3 separate regions of the Homo sapiens genome follow, and all the other regions are linked to region 3. A link is a contact called in ENCODE Hi-C or POLR2A ChIA-PET data. All regions are on one chromosome and are shown on one strand. Each heading gives the region's core, a stretch centred on a gene start or an enhancer-like site at or near the end of the contact. The rest is flanking DNA. Distances are from core to core; before and after follow the strand shown. Region 1 overlaps KIF18A (kinesin family member 18A). Region 2 overlaps KIF18A (kinesin family member 18A). Region 3 holds the start of BDNF (brain derived neurotrophic factor).

Region 1 (4,061 bases), core at 1,307-3,806, 350 kb after region 3:
GGATGCAGAGGTTGCAGTGAGCCTAGGTCATGCCATTGCAGTCCAGCCTGGGCAACAAGAGCAACACTTCGTCTCAGAAAAAAAAAAAAAAAAAAAAAAGAGAAAGAAATATTGTAAATATTGTAAGTTTGTTATATATAATCATCCAGCATATATTCCAATAGAAAACAGAAAAATCCCCAGTAATTTTATATCTTCCTAAGGATAGTTTTAAGAAATGTTGGAAATGTCCTTAAAACAGTTGTCAATGACAAGTCAAATCCAAATAATTTGAAACCAAATGCTTGGTTTTAGTCCATCGCTACAAGAAAAAAGGAATAAACTTACACACAAATGTTTCCTAATAGCAAAAACTGAAAGGCTCAAGCAAGATAAGGCCTTACGTACTTTAACTATGACATTTCTATGTCATGGGAATTATATAGTTTAGCAATCTATATCTATTTTTCACTGAATCTCTACTTTAAAAGAGTGGTCCTAACTACTGGCCACCAGGAAAGTTACAATGGGGATCATCTTATACAAACAACCAGAATTTAGTACTAGATGGTTTTAGTGTTTATTTAAACTTCATTATTTTATAATTTGTTGCTCACAGCAAGAAAATGACATTCTCAAAGTCATGATAGCAATTATATTTGTTGTTGCCAGAGTTGGAGTCATGTTTCTTATTTTCCAGGTAGAAGTCAGGTAAAAAGTAATGCAAGTAATACAGAGTAATAACATATATAATAAACATAATGGAGACTTAAAAAAATAAAACTTTCTTCACAGACTCAAAAATATGAATAGGAGGCAACATACTACTTCATTGCTCCCAAAATGAAATGCTATTTCCTATTATTACTGAAAAGAGAAAGTAGGCAAATAAAATATGAATATCTTCATAACTTAAAATTGGGTTACATAAAAATCAAAACCAACCATGAATAAGAGAGAAAAAAATACATGTAACACATTTGGCAAAGGATTTAGAGCTCGTGTATGTGTATGTATGTATGTCTATGTATACATGTGTATATAGGTTGGCTGGTCTGTCTCTGAGAGAAATAATTCTTACAAAACAAAATGGATAAGAGCAAAATAAGGCAAAGGAAGAGGCAGTTAATTCAGAACAAACTATAACTAGACAAAAAGCACATGAAAAAATGTTCACCTTCACCTTCATTACCCACTTACAATGGTAGACTACACTTATAATAGTTCTGGGGGTGGGGAATCTGACAATGCATATCTAATGCCTTTAAAGTATACATACTGTTTGATTAAGCTATTCTTCTTCTAAGGGCTTAGCCTAAGGAAATAATTAGGCAAGTTGCAAAATAAATACACATGCACAGACATTTAATGGGGTGTCGCTTGTAATAATAAAGTGAAAACAAACTAAATGTTAATTAGCAGGAGATTAGGCAAATATAATATGCAGCTATTAAAAATGACTTAAATTCATATTCGTTGATAGCAAAATGTGTCTACAGCAAGTAGTTCAGTGAAAAAGAGGCTGGTTATCAACTATATATATATAATAGATTCCACTGTTCTTGTTTTAAAAAAGCAAACCACAAATGTATGCTTAGAAAAAAAGTTCAGTAGGCTATTAAAACTAAATACTAATATAAGTTAATAAAGTATATCTTGTTTCTTTTGGCTTCACTTTTTTCCAAATTAAAATAAACAAATATTTATTGCTAAGACAGTAACAAGGTTAAAACACTAGTGAAAGGAATAAAAAACTTAAAAGCCATGGGAATACAGATGAATATATGCAGGCAAAGGAAAGATGATCCATTAAAAGGAAGATTTAATAAAGAAGGAAGTATCTGAATTGGACTCTCATTGTGGAGAAAGATTTAGGCCAAGAAGTGGGATGGATGTAGAGAAAACAAGCATTTGAAATTGATGGAAAAGCTTGGAAATTGCAGAGGCCAGAAACAGAAATCATGATAACAGAAGGTTGGGATACAAGGTGCTGGACAAAAGTATGCCTATAGCTTGACACTGGACTTGGAAAGCCTTTGAAGACTCTTCTGAGAGGTCTACACTTTATTAGGAAGATCACTTTGTTGGCAGTGTGAAGTGTAGACTGCAGTGGAAAGAGACAAGAGAAATTAAAACTAGTTTAGATGTCACTATATTATTCATTTCTTATGCCAAATTTTCTAAAAATATTTTAAAATAAATTAAGAAACATCTTTTTCTCTCTTTGTTTTAAATAAATCTCTAAAACATAATTGCTAAATGGCAATTCATGTGGTTTCTTAAGTAGAGGGGGCTTTATATTTATTTTTCAGCTTTTGGAAATATTTCACAGATGGTTCCTTTACATAAAATAAAGAGACTAGATAATTTATCACTAATGGGTTTAAAATCCCTCTCTTAAAAATGGGCAGGGCTTTTGGGGTCATCTTTTGATGTGCCATATCATGTGTTCTGAATGATTTTACCCAGAGGAAGTAATTTATCAAAAGTTTAAGACTGTAAACGTTAAGAGATTTATAGAGCTGTATGTTATTGTAAAGGAAGAATGCGGTATTTAGCAAACATGAGTCATAGGCTGCAAAGTAGGGTTCATGACAGGGAGACATTGATGAATGGGATTAGATCTAATTGAGGTTTGGTACAAAACGATGGCAAGGATTCTTCCTTTGCAAGCAAGCACTCCTGTTAATATGTACGTGAGGAGAAATTCTGGGAAACTGTGCTAAATCAAAATTAGTTGGCAAAGTTCTAAAGTGAAATCAAATATTAATGTATACATTTCAATAAAAACTTCTAGGCTACAAATGATTGATACAATTAGTGTACTCATCATAAATCTGGATTCTTTTTAACAGCCTTATGACTCATGGAATTCATAGTTGCAAATGATACAGGTAAATGAATTTTAACTATTTATAAGATACGTAAACTTATCTTATAAGATAAAGTACCATTAAATTAACCAAATATAAGATAAGGTACCACTAAATTAACCAAACTAATAAACATTTTATAATACACTTATGAGACACTCTCATGGTTAGGGATGTATAATAGTTCCCTAATACATAGGGAACTATTGTCCTAATACATAGGGAACTATTATAGTCCTTTAAATTAATCCAGCACTTTGAATAATAAATCAACCCATAACCTTTTGATATTTTTTCTGTGGGAAATAGCAGATATCATGTTTCTCTCTCAGTTTCATTTTCTCAGTATTTACACTTACCAAAGATGGAAAAGAAGGGACAATACAAAGAACCTTTTAATTCACAGTAATATTTGCAGCTATAGATGAATAACTAAATACTGTCTTATGTACATGGGGATGATAAGTCAAACAAAATGTATTTAGGGATACAAGCATGATTTCCATTGTTTCATGATTAAATTTTGTTGCCAAATGGAAAAAATATGGAAGATTTGGTTTATTAACATTTTCCTGCTTTATATTTGTTATATGAGAAATTAGTATAGAGATTTCCTATCTTTCAAATGAAATTTCCTTGTATTCAAGTAATTTTAGGGGAAACTTAAACTTATGTGTGAACTCTATATTCAATCAGAATATTGGTACTATGTTAAGAGACTGGTTCTCCTAGTATCTTTTATTGTACTTTAAGATAAAATCACTGACATTGGGTGCAAAATTTTAAAAAAGGAAAGGTTACAGACAGAAGTATTACCAAATGTGAGTTTCCAGATGGATAATGAGGAAATCTTGACTTTTCATTTAATGTCAGAAATTTTATCAGTTCCATAAATAAATTTTGCTGTCAGCACCCCCGTCTTGCACTACACTTAGTGAGTGTGCTATCTATTTTCCAGACCCCAAAATAGGTACATATTTTACTCTTAGTCAATACACTTGTAGTTTGAAGGTAAAGATTTCACGTCAAATAAATATCTATTCAAAAATCAAGTCTATTTATTAGAAAATAATTAAAATTCATAAAATTTACAAAATTAGTTTCTTCCAAAATAAGAATTTAGGCTTATTAATTTAAGAAAAGTAAAAAGTAGTCTATGTCACAAAAATACAAAATATTGTATCTAGGGATCTATTCAGTCAAATTTAT
Region 2 (4,553 bases), core at 1,416-3,915, 390 kb after region 3:
TGTGCATGTGTCTTTCTAGTAATGATTTATAATTCTTTGGGCGTATATACCCAGTAATGGGATGGCTGGGTCAAATGGTATTTCTGGTTCTAGATCCTTGAGGAATCGCCACACTGTCTTCCACAATGGTTCAACTAATTTACACTCCCACCAACAGTGTAAAAGTGTTCCTATTTCTCCACATCCTCTCCAGCATCTGTTGTTTCCTGACTTTTTAATGATCGCCATTCTAACTGGCATGAGATGGTATCTCATTGTGGTTTTGATTTGCATTTTTCTAATGACTAATGATGAGCTTTTCGAACAGTTTAACAAGCTAAAGCTTTCGAGTATGGTTTAACTTAAATTGCCATATTATAATTTTTTTGAAAGGATGTCATTTTTACAAATATCTATGTTGTGAAATACACTGTGTTCTAGGTAAGCACTTCTGGCATATGGTATATGTAAACTATATTTAAATATGCCCAGAAGCATCTAGTAAACATTACCTTATTAGGTGATTTCATGACATTTTATAACTTAAACCCCCCTTAAAAAAAAATCAACACTCTTTAATACTTAACCCTATTTTATAATATATAAAATACTAAACAACAGAATTTAGTTTTTAAAAATATGGTTAGTTTGTCTTCATGCCAATTTAATTAACATGTTTGCTGTGTAGTGATCACTTTAAAAACCAAGTTCAAAATAAGTGATGAGAATGTACCATAAAATATTAACTATCAATCTGGTATTCATTACTTTCTATTTAACCAATTCTCATTATAAAACTGGAAATTAAAAAAGAAATAAAAATCAGTTTAATACACTAGGTTTTCTGAGGTCTTTGATCTATATATTAACATTACTGATATACCCTTGAAATGTGATATATATCAGACCTTTAAAACAAAATCATATTAAATAGTATCTTTCTTATCTATTTCAATATTTCAAACTATTTAACAAATAAACATATAATGCCTACCTTTGAATCTGCTAAGGCATTGATGACATTCCCAAGAGCTAAAAGTGATCTATTAATATTTGTGCCTTCTACAAATCGGGTCCCCTTAGCACCGGAAGTACTTGCTCGCTCAGATCCTGCCAGGTCAATGAGTGACATCTTGGCAATACGGACATTTTGATTGATACTTGCTGTTTTGTCTTGTTGTCGCAAGTAAATCTTTTTGAAATTACAAAATAGAAAAAAATGAGGATAAGATTTAACAAAATTAAAAGGGAAATATATACTTTAATAGAGCACAAAATCAAAATTATTTTCATTTTAAAAAACAACTGAACAAGGTATAATCTAATTGATATTTAAGAGCACTATAAGTAATCACTATAGCTGAGAAAAATATAAAAATGAAAAGACTTTCTATATGTGTACCAGAGGAAAAATAACTCTTGACTTGATAGAAGATCAAAACTTCCATTTCTATTCTGGTACCCCTTGAACCAGGACATGGAATTATCAGAGGTGATGGTTAGAAACACAGGTCCTATAGAAATAACGTTCCTAAGAAAAAACCAAAGCTACTCGTTAGAATGCCTTGTATGTATCTAGAGATTGCCCCTCAAGGGAAGCTGAATTCGAATCTTGATCCAAACTGAAGAGTAAATTTATTCTAATCCCCCAAACCTGTATATGTCCTCATAATTAAAATATCATATATAAAAAAGATAGTACAGTCTTGCATCACTTAACAACACAGCTACTTTCTGAGAAATGCACTGTTAGGTGATTTCCTCATTGTGAAAATATCATAAATCAAACATGAGAGAAAATGATAAAATCCACAGACTTGGTAAACAGAATGTAGCAGACTGCTTTTGGGGTAATAAGTAGGAGCATACTCTAAAATAACAATAAAAAGTAAATACATAAACCAGTAACACAGTCATTTATTACCAAGTCTCATGTACTGTACATAATTGTATGTACTATATTTTCATATGACTGGCAGTGCAGGTTCGTTTACACCAACAACACCACAAACATTTGAGTAATGTGTTACGCCACGACATTATGATGAGTATGACATCACTAGATGAATAGGAACTTTTCAGCTCTGTTGTAATCTTATGGGACCACTGTTGTATATGTGGACTGTTGTTGACTGAAATGTCGTTATGCGGCACATGACTATACAGTAAAGTCTACTTGTCATTTTCAACTGCCTAGTAAAGCATAATTTATTCAAATATTTTAAGCTACTCTGTAAGGATTATCTGAACTACATTAGGTGGCAAACAAAAGATGAGGAAAGTAAGATATTACTTAATTATAAACCCATTTATTAAATTGTTTTATAAAGCAGGATCTAAGATATTTCAGAGACATCTCAGTTTCACAGAGAAACATTTCTCTCAAGACTATTAATAACCGAAGAGTTAGTGGTAAGAACAAAAAAGATTAATGAAATTTTTGTTGACCAGGGACTATATGAATGGTTTGATTGCCTTCAATATCAATTCTTTCAACTATAACAATTTCTTTCTTATAAGATGTATCTCAGATGGCATAATACTAAAAGAAGCTTTATATTATCATTTGGGTATTAAAAGGACTAGAAACTATAAGAAATAATAGCTATTAACCTATGCTTTAGCTCTTTCTGGAATTGTATTCCTAAGACTTACTGTGCCAACTGAATCATACTTCCTTAAGGAATGCGACTATTTACATGGTCCTTATGGTGAAATCTTTTAAAGATGAATCAGTATGTTCCCAAATTATTAGTTCTACAAGTCTAGATTTATAGAGATAAGTTTTACTGTGAATATAAGATTATTTATTGGAAAGATTAAATATTTTCAGCAAAAACAAAACTTTTATTACTACAACTTTATCCTCCTGTATGTTTACAAAGGTAGAAATTTTGTATTTTTGTTTTAAGCATCTCAATTATAAATACTCTTGGTGACAGAAACTTTTCAAAGCTATAAAGGAAAGTACTGACAAGTGAAGTCTACAGACAGATTTTTTTCACATGTATGAAAATGATGATTCATGAATTTAGCTTCATTTATTTTAAATCCAATTTTAAGAGTGATAGTCTAGTGGCCTCTTACTTGGAAAACAGCATGAGAACGAGAAGATGTGGCATTCATATCAGTGGGATGTTGTGTCCTGTTTTTGTTTCCATTATCCAATAAATGTAAAATTTCTTCTGAGGATTTGGGCTGGAGAAGTTTAAGTAGAAGCAAAATTTAAAAATCAGCAATATATCTTTAAATTTTTCAATAAATGTTCAAAAAACAAAAAGATTTAAAGGTAAAAGAAAATGTTTTCTATAAATTCAATCCTATTAAATACTAACTTTGTCTCATCTGCTTAGTATTGTGTGTGTTTATATGAAGAATAAAAGATAAAATCTAGTTTCTCAGGAGTGGAGTCTATTGAGTAGAATAATATGACATTAAATGTTCAAGCAGATTTTTGAAAGAAAAGCTCACTCATTGGGAGGCTGAGGCAGGCAGATCTTGAGCCCCAGAGTTTGAGACCAGCCTGAATAACATGGTGAACTCCCGCTTTCTACCAAAAATACAAAAATTAGCCAGTCTCATAGCCCGGTCACAAAATAAATAAATAAATAAATAAATAAATACATACATACATACATACATACATACATACATACGTAGATTAAAATTTAAAAATAAAATTTAAAAAATGTTTTTAAAAAGTTCACTCTATTTTAAAAGAAAACAAAATAAGACTAAAAATATACCCTAATCATTTAAATTCTGTACCTCATTAGTTTTTTTTCTCAAACAGGATGGAAAGTAAGTGCATGGCTGGTGAAAATAGCTTAATAGTCACATTTGCTATTCTAACAGGGAAAAAGATGTTTATATACATACCTGGTGTAAAGTAAGTCCATGAACGACCACCCCTTTTTGGGTATCTTCCCGGACAGCAAGTGGCCCTGAATTTACTAAGAGATCACGAATCTGTTCATTATATACCTTAAAATAAAAAGAACTGCTTTAGCATTGATGTAAAAAAAAAAAATGGTGATTACATCACACATACACTGCTAATTTAAAGTTATTAGAATTTTATCCTAAAGACAAGCAGCACCTCACTTTTATTCACCTCATACCTTCGATCTCATGTTGCCATTAATTTTCTATCATTCCAGAAAATTGAAGAGTTTGATTACCTAGGTTTGAAATTGAAACTTAAAGTTGGAGTCATCCCCTCACTCATAATTCCTGCCTTGATGACTATGGTGAAACAGAGATAAGTAAGATAGCTGAAGTGCATTTTCTTCTTTTCTTTTTTTTTGAGACGGAGTCTCGCTGTCTCCCAGGCTGGAGTACAGTGGCGCAATCTCGGCTCACTGCAAGCTCCGCCTCCCGGGTTCTCACCATTCTGCTGCCTCAGCCTCCCCAGTAGCTGGGACTACTGGCGCCTGCCACCACGCCTGGCTAATTTTTTGTATTTTTAGTGGAGACAGGGTTTCACCATGTTAGCCAGGATGGTCTTGATCTTCTGACCTCGTGATCCGCCCACCTCGGCCTCCCAAAGTGCTGGGATTACAGGCGTGAGCCAC
Region 3 (4,421 bases), core at 1,857-4,356:
TGAAAAGCTGGGACTCTTAAAGATTCCAGGAAAAAGGGAATAGCTTACATTTTCATGGCGCCCCTTTTAAACAGGAAACCCACGGACTTTGAGCCAGGATTTTAGAAATTTGCATTTCTTTTTTTACAGGATTTTCCCTCCTGGTGAGTCAAAATGAACAAGAAATACCCCAGGACCTCCCTTCCCTCCTTGGCCATTAATGAGATGAAGGCAATTAACTCACATAGTATAAATGAATCATTTGAGGTGATGACTGCATTTTAGGCAAATGATGACTTTCTTGGTTCCATTGGTTTGCAAGTAAAAGTTACACACATTGAAAAGACACTGAAACAGATTTCCTAAATGCTTCATTTTCTGGATGCACCAATGTTGACCTACTATACATGTTAAATGGTTTTAAAATATCACCTTAAAATAAAGGAAACTTCCAGCTACTAACTCAGCTCTGAATGGGCTATGAAAGGCTCCAAAGGTATGTGAAAAATTACTGTTATTTTGCTTTAAAAAATGTGATGTCTAAGAGTGTCTGCAATGTTCTAATGCTTCAAAACATGTACGTAAGCCTTGTTTATCTGGAAATCATTTCTTTCTGCTTATATCATTTATAAATAGAAAATGTTCTGTAATAACTTAAAATAGTTCCACATACATAATGCTTTTAGTGTCATAATACTTACTACTGGTCTATATTTACCAACATTTATCACATTTTACAAAATGAAGTAGAAGAAAAAAAAGACAACGACTTTATGGCCCTGGAATTCCAGTAATGGTGACCAACATGTTTTAAATTCCAGTAAAGGTTATGGTTACATTTCAACAAGTGTCTCTTTCCTTTTTTTTACCTCTCCTGCTAACCCAGAGGTAAATTTCCCAAAAAAAAAAAAAAAAAAAAAAAAAAAAAAGTCTTAAGCAAGGCATTTGCAAAATCAGAAAACAGGAACAGGAGTTTAGTGATTGTTTTTAAAAGGTGCTGTTCCCAGGGTCAAAACTTTGTGGTGTAATTTCAACATGCTATGTTACCTATTATGTGTAATGCCTTGAAACGCTACATGCCATAACATCAGAAATCTCCAACCTAAAAATTATGTTGCATGAGATAAGCATTGAAGGCACACACGTTCATACAAATTAAATCTGTAATTATGCCTCAATAAGTTAAAATGTAAAGACATATCAAATTGTAAGACCAAAATGGCTTTTGACCTTACAACAAACTCATATAAAAATAGATTTTTCCATAATAATAAAGGGGAGAGAGAGATTTTGCAGGATATTGAGTCAGTAGGGAGGGGTCTCATTTAATATCATGTCGCCTTTTATATGCAGTTAGAAAATCAACGTTCCCAATTACATATTACTTTGCTTTAAAAGATTACTAGGAGGATTAATAAACACTCAGAAATATGCCTTTCTTTGCTTCTGGCCAAGAACATTCCTGCGTGCTTGTCGGAAAATGTTCTTTGGTTGCTACTGACATTAAGGAGTAAGTGCAGGATAACTAGAGGACCCTAAAATAAGATCCAAGAAGCCCTAACACACCGCCAATCGAGGCTTATCAAAGCTCCCCCAGCGCGAGGAAAACTTGCATAGAAGCCAAACAAGAACGAGGAGTCAAAATCCACCGACGACGAGTCGCACGCCCCACCGAGCTGGAGTCAGCAGCACCATTCAACAAGTCCCTCCTACCAGCTCTCTAAGGGATCCCGCAAAACCTTCCTTTACCACTTCCCCACCCCCAGCCTCCCGCCCCCAGTAGCTGCTCTTGGCAGCATGGCCGGCAGAGGGCACCCTCTACCTTCCCTAGCTTCGTTCTCTGGGTCCCCTCCTCCTCCTCGCCTCCCCTCCACCCCGGTCCCTCATCCCCGCTCTACCCCCAACACACAAACACTGCATCCTCCAGTTCACCCTCGCAGCCCCGAGGCTTCTTCCTTAGGGATGCCCCTAGTCTGTAATCTCCCCTTCTTCTTGCCCGTCAGGCACAGAGCCCCCAATCCTCAGCTATTTCTTTCCAGGAGTAACTCACTCACCCATTCCTCTTCCCGGCTCTGCATCCCCAGAGACTAACCCGAGTCAAGAATCCCCCACGTACATCCCAACCACTCCCCGAAAGTCAAAACTCTTAACTTCCCTGGAGGGCGCTTCAGAAGAGGGGCGCAGGATGGGTAGAGATGTGGGTTCGGCCTGCCCGAGAGTGTCGCAGACCCTTTCAGTTCCCAGCGGTAGGAATTCCGCCTCCCAAGTTTTCCAAGCTACATTGGCTTCGGACTTGTAAGTCCACTTCAGTCTCAATTCCTGGGGAGCAGGTAGCCGTGTGCAGCTCCGGGGAAGGGATGCGGGCTGAAGGCGCAAGCTTCCCTCCCACTCCCCCCGCAAGTCGGCGCGGGGACCACCCACCCCCTGGAAGGATTCCTAGCCTAGCCCCAGCACCCTCCCCTCAGTCAGGACCCTCGACAGCTCTGGCCCCCTAAGTCTCTCTCGACTACTCCTGGGCTGGGGGAGGGCTGCGAGGGATCCCCGGGTCGCCGTCTTTGCTCCCATCACGCAGCTCTGGGTCTCCTCCAGGCCTTCCCTCCTCTACTTCGTGACTTCCCCGGGTCCCTTTTTCCCTGGTGGTGCCGGCTGACCTTCTGGGTTGTGGGATGGGGGAGAAAACTCCCCAAGAGTAACTCCAAATCGTCCCTTCTACCGGAGGGGAGGAAAGAAGGAGACTGGCCTCGTCCCACAACTTTGGGGTGGGGGATCCCCCAGTCAACTCTCTCCCGCGGACGGGCAGCTCCTGCACCAAGCCCCATTCCCAGCGCTTGCCTACCTCGGGGTCCACACAAACCTCACGGGTCCCCGGCGGCGGAGTCACATCGTGGTTCCGATTCTGGCTCCAGCGCCCAGCCCCGGTCCCCGTCGCGGTGCTGCTCCCCGCCGGCCCCACAGCAGCGGTGGGTGTCTCATTAAAGCCCCCCGAGCAGGAGGTGGAGGGGCGCACCGGGCTGGCTCCTCTGTCCGGCCCGGGAGCCCGAGGCGCTACGGGGTGCGCGGGACAGCGAGCGGGCGGGTGCGCCCGGGCGCGGCGGCGGCAGCGTCGGGGACCCGGAGCTCCAGGCTGCGCCTTGCGCCCGGGTCAGACATTATTTAGCTCTTCGGTTGAGCTTCGATTGGTCAAACGGCGCCGCCCCCCCCCCCCCGCCCCCCGCCCCCCGCTCCCCGCTCGCCCGCGCTACCGATACCCGTTCGAGGCGGCCGCTTAAAGGGAACGCCGCGTCTTTTCCTCGCGCGGGGAACCGAGGGGCGCCCGGAACTCCCCGCTCCCCCGGGGCCTGTCCTCACCTCCTCCCCTAGGGCCCCGCGACATCGCCCTGCGAGTCCTGCGCCCTCCTGGGGCGCCTTGGACAGGACGCCCGCGGCTTCGAGGGGTGTTCCAGCCCCAGCCTCAGCCCCGGGGAACCCCGCGTCCCGCGCCCTCTGCAGAAACCCCGGCTGTGGGCGCTGGGGCGGGAGGGAGCGAGTGAGAATCGCACGCCCCGAGGTCTCGCTCCCCTAGCTTTCAACTCTCCCCTTCCTCCCCATCCCAGCACCCAAGTTCTCTGGGAGAGGGCGTGCGTTTCCCGGGCCACAGACACACCTTCCCGCACCTTCCTGCACTACGGAGCTTGCGAACGCGAGCACACAATGAAATCGCACAGAGCATGGGGGCTATTGGTTTACTCTGCTGCCTTAAACACGCCGGCTTAAACAGAGTTCGCGCACTGACCTCTCTAGAGTTTGCCTAATAGGAATTCAATCAAGATAATAACAGCATTTTTTATTGATGAACGCCCCCAGATAACGTTACACCAAGTTACTTGTTCCAGCCAGGAAGCCCAGGCAATGACAGACCTCGCTAAAGCCACACGCTTTCTAGCCGACCAAACAGAAAAACGGAAAGAGAAAGAAAGAAAACAAACCCACCTTTTCAGTCACTACTTGTCAAAGTAACCATCAAGGCAGCTGCTCCGGGAAAGACTTCGGCCCCAAAACTCCCACACTCTATTATTTTTTCACGTTCCCTTCGCTTAATTAAAGGGGGGAGGGGGCGCGAGTCTTTGGTGCCCGGTATGTACTCCTTCTGTTCTGCAGCAAAGAAGTTAAATTATTGATAGTGGAAATTGCATGGCGGAGGTAATACTCGCACCCCATCAGCGAGAAGCTCCATTTGATCTCGGCAGAGGCAGGGAGATTTCATGCTAGTTCGCCGGGGGGAGCGGCAGCGAGAGCAGCCCTCTCCGCGGTGAATGGGAAAGTGGGTGGGAGTCCACGAGAGGGCTCCACGGTGCCTTGACGTGCGCTGTCATATGATACCTCCGCTGCCTCGAAATAGACACTCTAGTGCACGAATTACCAGAATCAAAATTCAGCGCATTTAAAATGATACATCTTTTATT

The links. Hi-C counts contacts between places; a loop is a spot of excess contacts on that map. ChIA-PET counts read pairs that join two places held with the same protein, here RNA polymerase II (POLR2A). Pooled maps may share reads with other maps.
Region 1: a map of PC-3 shows a loop between it and region 3 (3-fold over the local background). The contact joins the enhancer-like site here to the promoter of BDNF in region 3. A Hi-C loop is called at or near these places in 1 of 168 maps with a recorded cell type or tissue (PC-3) and 1 of 50 pooled maps. POLR2A ChIA-PET finds 5 or more read pairs at or near these places in 4 of 52 experiments (A549, BJ, Caco-2 and 1 more).
Region 2: a loop to region 3 is called in a map of chondrocyte, with 2.5 times the contacts of the local background. The contact joins the enhancer-like site here to the promoter of BDNF in region 3. A Hi-C loop is called at or near these places in 1 of 168 maps with a recorded cell type or tissue (chondrocyte). POLR2A ChIA-PET finds 5 or more read pairs at or near these places in 5 of 52 experiments (A673, AG04450, BJ and 2 more).

Annotation. Positions count from the first base shown.
Region 1 is chr11:28,046,980-28,051,040 of GRCh38, forward strand. The region is part of intron 13 of KIF18A (kinesin family member 18A); the gene reads right to left. Among named protein-coding and RNA genes, the nearest start is that of MIR610, 7.8 kb to the right of the region's middle. Within about 2 kb of position 2,557, at least 2 of the 41 ENCODE cell types and tissues checked have a DNase peak (open chromatin) inside an H3K27ac peak, as active enhancers do; they include PC-3, where a contact is called at or near this core.
Region 2 is chr11:28,087,551-28,092,103 of GRCh38, forward strand. KIF18A (kinesin family member 18A) reads right to left here. Exons shown (of 17, transcript NM_031217.4): 4 at 3,859-3,963; 5 at 3,067-3,177; 6 at 974-1,171. Among named protein-coding and RNA genes, the nearest start is that of KIF18A, 18 kb to the right of the region's middle. Within about 2 kb of position 2,666, at least 3 of the 41 ENCODE cell types and tissues checked have a DNase peak (open chromatin) inside an H3K27ac peak, as active enhancers do; they include PC-3, where a contact is called at or near this core.
Region 3 is chr11:27,697,349-27,701,769 of GRCh38, forward strand. It overlaps BDNF (brain derived neurotrophic factor), which reads right to left and starts at 3,107. Exons shown (of 2, transcript NM_001709.5): 1 at 2,816-3,107. It overlaps BDNF-AS (BDNF antisense RNA), which reads left to right. Exons shown (of 7, transcript NR_033315.1): 7 at 130-823.